Linked DNA regions of Homo sapiens: region 2 is linked to region 1. The links are chromatin loops, found by intact Hi-C in ENCODE. Cell type or tissue: PC-3. All regions are shown on one strand. Links, peaks and the distances in the headings refer to the core of each region. The heading gives the core; the rest is flanking DNA. Region 1 has its middle 60 kb from the start of GPM6A. Region 2 overlaps GPM6A (glycoprotein M6A).

Region 1 (4,406 bases), core at 269-4,268:
TTATTTACTTTCTTTTATTCACCAATTAATTAACAAACTGAATTGCCATAGTAGTATAGTGTGATTAGTGCTATAATTCCAAATAATATACAACACTTTGATGTGTTTTGTCATTGACCTTAATTATTAGTTTCCTTGAGCCAGAATACAGCATCTAAACTTCACTTTAAAATACAAGATCTGCTTTTTTCTTGAACCAAGTCAAATTTTTTTTTCAATTTTTTTCAGGGCAGTAATTCAATTCCTCAAATATCAAACAACAATGCATTATTAAAAAGTCCCTGTGTAAGTAAGCTATCCTAAGCCCTTTAATTCAGCATCTTAGGCTACCTTGTTGACACTGAACATTCAACCATCAGGTTTCCTTTATTCACTCAAAATGTTATTACGTACCTACTATGTGACAGGCACTATGCCAAATACAGAGGATACAACAATAAAAATAATGTATATAAAATATTTATTTTTGCAATTAAAAGCTTCTTAAGTTTTTACTTTACATTCTAAATCTCATGGCTCTCCTTATGGACTGCTATCTAGAACCCTGAGAATTTCCTCTTTTAAATATATTCTCTTACACTACATCGCTTCTCTCCTTTAACTTCTCCTTGTTCCCACACCCTATGTCATGGTGAAAATTTGCTCTTTGGGAAAACTATCTCTCTTTTCTTCTGTGTATAACTCTGTTTCCTAGGGTTCTCCTATGGTTAGACAGCTAAGTTGGGAGCCTGTTTCCCTTATTAACTAGCTTTAATCCTGAACAACTACTTTGGTCTTTCAAAGCCTCGAAGTCCTCTCTATAAAACAGGGATTAGAAGAAGTATCTTTTTAAAGAGATGTTGTAAGAATGAAATAAAAGCACCCATCACACAAAACATTTATGACAAACAAATAGGAAAGATTCAATAAATGTGAGTACCTATTATTATTATCTTAATCATGTTAATATCATATTTCTAGGGCATCTTTAGAACCATTCATCTTCTTAATCCCATGCCTCCTGCTTGGTTTATTTGTATGCTAGAGTATTCTGGTGCTTCTCCAGTCTTTCCTTATTTATCTTTCTCACTTTATCTTTACCTTGAGCAAACAGTTCGAACCAAAATTTTGGAATTTTTGTCTTCAAAAGAATTCAGTCTGCCAGGCGCAGTGGCTCAGGCCTGTAATCCCAGCACTTTGGGTTGCTGAGGCAGACGCATCACCTGAGGTCAGGAGCTCGAGACCAGCCTGGCCCAACATGGCGAAACCCCATCGCTACTAAAAATACAAAAATTAGCCGGATGTGGTAGTGGATGCCTGTAATTCAAGCTACTTGGAAAGCTGAGGCAGGAGAATCACTTGAACCCAGGAAGCGGAGGTTGCAGTGATCCGAGATTGCACCACTGCACTCCAGCCTGGGCGACAGAGTAAGACTCCATCTCAAAAAAAATAAAAATAAAGAAAGAATTCAATCTTACTAACAAGTAGCTGCCTTTCCTCCTGATTTCTGAATATTTTTCAGCCTTCCCTTTAACCCTGGTCACAATAGCTTTCTCTCTTTTCTACTCATTACCTTGATTCTCAAGTAATGACACTATCCCCTATATTCATTCACCAACACAACATTTTTGGCTTATTCTGACTTCTTCTATCCCAGGGTTATCTATGCTGTTACTTCTCCCGTATAGGAATATTGCCTATTTCAGAGTCTTTGTGCAAAATTAATAGCATTATGACTCTTTAACCTTGGACTAATACAATCTCTAGTGACCATTTTGTATGAGAATAGCTGTGATCTGCTCGCAATTTTTGCTGCAGAAATAAAAAATTTTATTTCTTTTTTTTCCTTCCAGATATTCCCAAGGAGATCATAGATCATTTTATTACTAAAGCTCAACTAACACATTATTTTTATCTCTGACATATGCATTCCAGAGAAAATGTCTGACTCATTCCACTGGGAATTTACAATTATGGCTTATAAAACACAATCTCTCTATGGTTTTTTTCTTTTCTTCACCTCAGAGATTCCACATATTTATTATTTTACTTCTATTGGCCTTTCCTTCTCCTCCTGGCTAATTAGCCAAGCCAGCATTTGAAATCAATACTAGAAGTAACATGTTTTTATCTTCTCTCATTTTTGCACAGTTTACAGAGGTCTACATTTGTCAGGGTGTGGCTCATGCCTTTCAGTTCTACACACCTCTGCAAGCTCTCTGGAACCAACTCTGCACCGTGGTGTCACCCTGAACACTTGTCTCCACCTCCTCCTTCACTACTCTACTCCAGACTTACACCCTTCTCCTCTATTTCCAGGAACTTCCTAAAATTGCTTCCAGGGCTTCTTTGATGTGTGTCTTTCTGTCTGAGGCATCAGCCATCTTGGCTTCAACCCAGGACACACTAAAATATTCCTATAATGTGGGTATGATGAGTTGCCATGCAAATTGAAGTATGCATAACTAAGGCAAAGAAAGAAATTAAGATATTTCAAAAGGTTGTATAATAAACTCTCTTTACTTGGCTTTCTTTGAGAATTAGAAGAAACATTATAAATTCCTTTGATCATAGTGAATATAATATTAATAAATACTCCCATCTTTAAAGTTGAGTTATTATTTTGAGTACTTACAGTAAAGTTTCTCCAATGCCAGCCTAGGAACCCAAGGATTAATATGTAAGCAATGCCGAAATTTATGTGACAAATAAAAGGTGCAAAGAAGTTAATGCATTTGAAGCAATAAATTAACATGTAGACAGATGGTATAACGCTCCTGTGAAAATAAAATTCTAAAATTTACACTTCTGTGAAACCAAAATGTGATCATCAGAGTTCTTTCTAACAAGTCTTATTAGGATGAATTAAACTATACTCTCTGGGTTTACAGATAAATACTAATTAACCTTCATAAAGGGATCAAAAGAAATGGAATTGTTCACTGGGCAAGTAGATACCTGCTGATTTTATTTAAGGTATTTGGGGGAAGAAGAATAAGATATTAAATAAAATAATACAATTTTATTTTTATTTATCTGGGTCTGTGTGTGTTTTAGCTATGTTCAATTGATTAGATAGATAGATATGTTAATTTTCAGATGTAATGAAGGACAATGTGTGTTTTTTTCTCAGTTTAATGAAGTAACATAAGTAGGTCCTAAAAAAAATCATTTACCTGGTACTCAGATTTAAATGTCACACACAGGCATTCCTTTATTACATTAAGTACTTTGTCATTTCTAATTTTAGGTCTAGAAAATTTATCAGCAAGACTGAAAGACAAGTGCCTTGTGAAAAAAAAACACTGTAAACATTTTGTATTAAATATTATTTAAATTATAATTACAGAAAACAATCACATTTTCTTCTATGTGTGAATGTTCCAAGTGCAGATGTTCACACTTTAAAAATATGTAATCATTTATTTGCTATTCAGCTATGTTATTATATTTTCCACAAATCAATGGGAAATATATTTTGATAAAAAACATAGCCAAACTATAAATAGAGTAATTATGATAAATCAAAGATTTAAAAGACTGGCCCTGTTGTTTTCTCATAGACAACTAACAATTATTAATGAATTAATTTTACTTTTTCCAAAAAAGGCACTTAATTTCTGTTACAAAAAACTTTGTTCTCCCATTATTTTCAGGATGCGTAATTTTAAAATGAATCCCCAATATTTAAAAGAGATAACAATATGTAAAATTATCTCTTGGTCTCCTCACTATTACAGACTCTCAATATGGAAACAAATCCAAATATTTGTATTCAGGAAGCTCAGTAAATAATTGTGGTTACAGTCATAAAACTTTAGTGTGTCATAAAGTTATGCTTAATTATCTTTGTTTATATTATAGTCCATCTTTCTACAGACTTTTATTAGGGTGTCTATTTTCCCCTGTAGTAACTTATTAATTTAACAATTATTGACTGAGCACCTGTCATATATTAAACAAAGTAATAAAAGAGTCCCATAAACTCCAGAAAATTGCAATCCATAGAAAACTAGAGAAAAATACATGACTAGCTAGTGTAAAAAGAAAATGGTAACTTTCATGAAAGAGACGTGAGGCAGCACCAGGGAAACACGGAGCACCATATTCCTTACGGCAGGTGGAATCTCAGCCGCACATCTTCATGTTCCGCAGGTCAATAAAGATTGTGGAATAAAGAAATAGAAGTAATGACAAATCTAAGGATGCTATCATTGATGAGCACCCACATGTAATTTGTTAGAGAAAGAAAAAGTTCCAGGAGAAATACAGAAAACAAGAAGTCAGAGACATTTTAAAAATTGAATGTAATGCTGCAAAAGCTGAAAAGGGAACTATTTTTCAAGAAAAGACCTACAGCCAACGGGGTTCTGGACGCTCAGTGAGGCTGCAGATGGGCAGAGGACTGTTGATATTGGGAGAGTTCC
Region 2 (4,406 bases), core at 244-4,243, 160 kb before region 1:
ATATAAGTCGTTTTTTTCTTGGATTATTTATTTTCGTTTTCAAATATGAAAGCTTTTTAAATCTTCTGTATGTTATCTGTTTGTATATTTATTGCATTATTGTTAGGGAATATGGTCTATAGGATGCCAATCCTCTGAAATTTATAGTGACTTCCTTTAAATTAAATCCAAGACTTGAGTTTTTCGGTTTCTGAAAGTAGCAGAAATTTTCATCACCAACTCACAGGAGAGCTGGCTTGTGGTACCAAATTCTCAGGAGACATATTTTCCCCCTCAACTCACTCAAGGTATAAAAGATGTAAATTTTCCTTTCTGCCTTACACACAACTTTTGTTACTATTATTGTTCTGTAATTTTTTGCTTTGTTTAATTTTGTTTTCCTGTCTCAGCCTTTCACAGAGTCCTTTAGAGTCCTGACCCTTATGCTGTGTGTTCCAACTTGACCTCCAGTCTCAGGCTGAACTCAGCTCTGTTTCCTAACCTGTATTACCAGGACACCCAATGTGAAGCCCAAGGAGACCAGGAATATGAAAACGACCCAGGCCCTGCTGCTGTCTGCAGTGCTTTCTTGCTTAGCTCCCTGAACTTCTCCTTTAACTTTATTGTTGGCTTCTGAGGGTTCTGCATACTCTCTTGACAGTACATCAATGTGTACATACATGTGTACATATATAAGTAATTATATTTTAATTGTACCTATATTTTAAATGAGCATATTTTAAATACACAAGCATATTTGTTTCAAAACTTCAATTGTTTGGGAACAAAAAAGGTTTTCTTGCTATTTAATCTACCATACTACTGGTAATTCACTCTTAATTAGAAAGAGACAACCACTAGGTATTTGAGGAATGCCTCCAACTTGGAAGACAGAAACAGAAATAAATAAGCAAAAAAGAAATTCCAAGAAATAAAAGATAAAGCAGGCAGCTGAAGAGAGTTTAAAAAGGGCACACTGGCACACCAAATATATATATATATATATATATATATATATATATATATATATATATATACACACACATACATACATGTATATATAAATATAATATATTTATATACTTGTATATATAAATACATATATGTATGTATATATTTATATATTTATTTAGAATATTACAAAATATATTGCATTCTAAACAAAATGGATGTATTTCTTTTTACCTAAAATAGGAATTTGAGACAGCCAAGTTAAAAGGGCTCCCCAGAGAATCCCCAGCTGTCTTGTGCATTCGGAGGATGGAGTTGGGCCTGGAGAAGTTCTCGCTAGTTTGGGTGGGGGGTGGGGAGGCTGGCCTCTTCTGTCCCTGTGTAGTAATCTGGGATTCAGTTGGTGAAGTAGAGAGCCTGTTAGCAGGACTCCATCTCACTTTGCTGAGTTGTATTTCCTTTTTCCTTTTCGCTCAATGAATTCCACTCATCACCCTTATATGTGTCTGCAAGCCTAATCTTTCCTGGTCATGTGACAAGAACAGTTTTTTCCTACAATAAATAGATGCTCTAAATAGGCAACTGCAATAAAATTAAAAGCTATTATTAAATGGAAATATAGCAGAAGTTTACATTTTCACAGTTTAAAGACACACACACACACAAAGAAATCTATGACAAAGTAGAACAAAAAGATGGAAATTGGAGAGAAAAGATAAACAACTTAGAAGATCAGACAAGGAAGAACAACCACCACAATTGAATATAATGAGATTCATCAATAAAGCAGTGAAAATGAAGATTAGCAAATTACCAAATAATTAATATAAAACGGTTTCCTAGAGTTAAGGGCATGAGTCTGTAGATTGGTAGCACTCACTGAGTTTGCTTCTGGGGCTGAATTCCTCCCTTCCTGTAGCTCTTACAGCCCCCACTACCTCCTGCTGCCCTGCGGCCACACTATGGCAGAGCCAGGAGGCCTGATGCTGGCTCGTGGTGCCCCCAGAGTGCTCCAAATTAATAAAGAAGAGCTAGAGCAATTGGGGTCATGGACAATAAGTGTCTTAGAAAAAGTCATCATCAGAGAAGGGGAACAAGAAGTGCTTTCAACTAAATTTAAAGCAAATGCTTTTATTTAGAGGACTATTTCTGAAAACTTGTAACAATTCGAAGTTAGCTTTAAGACCTTTTTGTGTCTATGGAAATATTAGTGGAGTGAGGCCAACCTGACTTTCTCTTATCCTAACACTGAGGGAAACATGTCCCTTGGGTAGAAATAAGAGAACAATTAAATCAAGACCTGACTGTAATAAGTTTATTTCACATGCTCACTCCTTTTTTCTATGCCTATGCTAGCAGCATGGGCACGGAATCACTACGTTAATATTCAGAGAATGTTTCTTGAGCACCTGTTTCTTCTACACACTGTGTATACAGAAGTGATCAAAAAATATGGTCTCTACTCTGTTTGAGCCTATATACCAGTGAGAAATAAAATTAGAAAGTTCTGGCACCTTTTAGAAAAATTCCCAAAAACATCGTAAGAAAACATCCAATATTGTGATATCTTTAGTGTCCAGTTGGTGTAGCCAGGATTGCAGTGCTCATCAGCACATCAGAATTAGTGACCGTGGGCTTGGAGTTCAAAATTATCCAAAGAATAGTAGACTAAAAAGCTCCCTGGCATAAAGTCTAACATGCCATAAAGATGAGTAAGGATATTTCAAAATTGGGCTTCTGAGGAAGGCTTTATACTGTAAAATGTTTAGCAAACACACTCTTTAATAGTTAACCCTTTAATGAATGACATGATAATCTCTATTTTTATTTTTATTTTTATTTTTATTTAAGAGGGAGTCTCACTCTGTCGCCCAGGCCGGAATGCGATGGCAGGATCTTGGCTCACTGCAACCTCTGCCTCCCGATTTCAAGCCATTCTCCTGCCTCAGCCTCCAGATTAGCTGGGACTACAGGTGCACATCACAACACCTGGCTAATTTAGTAGAGACGGGGTTTCATCATATTGGTCAGGCTGGTCTTGAACTCCTGACCTTGTGATCCGCCTGTCTCAGCCTCCCAAAGTGCTGGGATTACAGGTGTGAGCCACGGAGCCCTGCCTGATAGTCCCTATTTTTAAAGCCTTTTAGAATATAGCTCAAATAATCCTTAAATATTGTTAAATTTTTATTAACATCTTATTTAAATATGTCCTGGCCTAAAAAGAGCACAAAGTCAAAGTAAATATTTGAATCATTAAGAACACAGAGGCATTACCAAAAACAAACTCAAATGACAGGTGTTTATCTTAAACATTGTAGTCATGGCTATAATACTCTGCTTAAACAAATCAGTTACTAATTTTAAAAGAAACATCTTTAAACAGGAAAAAATTCGCAGCGTTCAAAGGCATTTTTGTATCCTCTAGTACAAAATGGAGGAGCATTTTCACTGCATTTTTTGCTGAATCTCATTATTTTTGATAGCGGTTGTTGGTTTTCCTTGTCTGATCTTCTAAGTTGCTTATCTTTTCTCTCCAATTTCCATCTTTTGTCTGTTTGTTCTACTTTGTCATAGATTTTTTTTTGTCTTTTAGTCCTTCTGTGAAAATTTAAACTTCTGCTATCATATTTGTATTTAATAATATCTTTTAATTTTTTTGGTAGTTACCTATTTGTGGATGGGTATCAAAATCACCAGGGGTGCTGTCAAAAATAGATTTTTAGATGTCCTCTGTTGAGAATCTTGTGGGTTTTTATCAAGTTCTTCAGTTCATTCTGATACTACAAGATATGCAAGCCACGCAGTATTCTATAAAATCACATTAGATGCCCTGAATCCTTTAAAAGTATTTGATAAACCAGGATATGCATGTTAATACAAAGATAAGGAATTACTCTAAGAAATTTGAACGAATGATTAAACAACATATACAGTTTATAACTATATCAACAAGAATTTTTTTAACAGTTCCAAGGCATCAGAAACAATATCAAGACTTTTTTATTTTTTTGTTTTTATTTTTATATTTTAGAGGCAGGGTTTCAGTCTGTGCCCAGGCTGGAGTGCAGTGGTGTGATCGTAGCTCACTGCAGCCTTGACCTCCAGGACTCAAGGGATACTCCTGCCTCAGCCTCCCAAAGTGTTGGGATTATAGGGGAGAGCCACCATACCTGGTCACCAAGACTTTCAATGCATTGCCTGGTGTGGTCTCCACAGCTATCATATGAAAGAGCTATAATTATAGTCAGGCAATTTCTCAAGTGGTTATTGACAGTAGATACTGCCAGAGTACATGAAAGCCTATTTATTATGAATTTTTCAGAAGAATGGTGACATTTTTATGTTTAAAATGCTATCATGAAAATGTTTATTAAGATTAATATTTAACATTCAGACCGTTTTTTTTTAAGAAATATATTACTAATTACAGAACATTCTGTACTGGTCAACATGACTTAGCAAAACTGTTTTGATTA

The links. Hi-C counts contacts between places; a loop is a spot of excess contacts. Peaks named below come from ENCODE experiments on the same cell type or tissue, not always from the same donor. Only the 100,000 strongest peaks of a DNase experiment are listed, where the experiment ranks them.
Region 2: a loop joins it to region 1, with 2.9 times the contacts of the local background. A loop is called at or near these places in 1 of 110 quality-filtered maps.

Annotation. Positions count from the first base shown.
Region 1 is chr4:175,870,049-175,874,454 of GRCh38, forward strand. It overlaps a transcript of GPM6A not described here. Among named protein-coding and RNA genes, the nearest start is that of GPM6A, 60 kb to the left of the region's middle. In PC-3, for the core only: no CTCF peak of the experiment used is centred there; no DNase peak of the experiment used is centred there; H3K4me3 peaks cover 516 bases; H3K27ac peaks cover 550 bases.
Region 2 is chr4:175,710,443-175,714,848 of GRCh38, forward strand. The region is part of intron 1 of GPM6A (glycoprotein M6A); the gene reads right to left. Among named protein-coding and RNA genes, the nearest start is that of GPM6A-DT, 78 kb to the right of the region's middle. In PC-3, for the core only: no CTCF peak of the experiment used is centred there; no DNase peak of the experiment used is centred there; H3K27ac peaks cover 467 bases.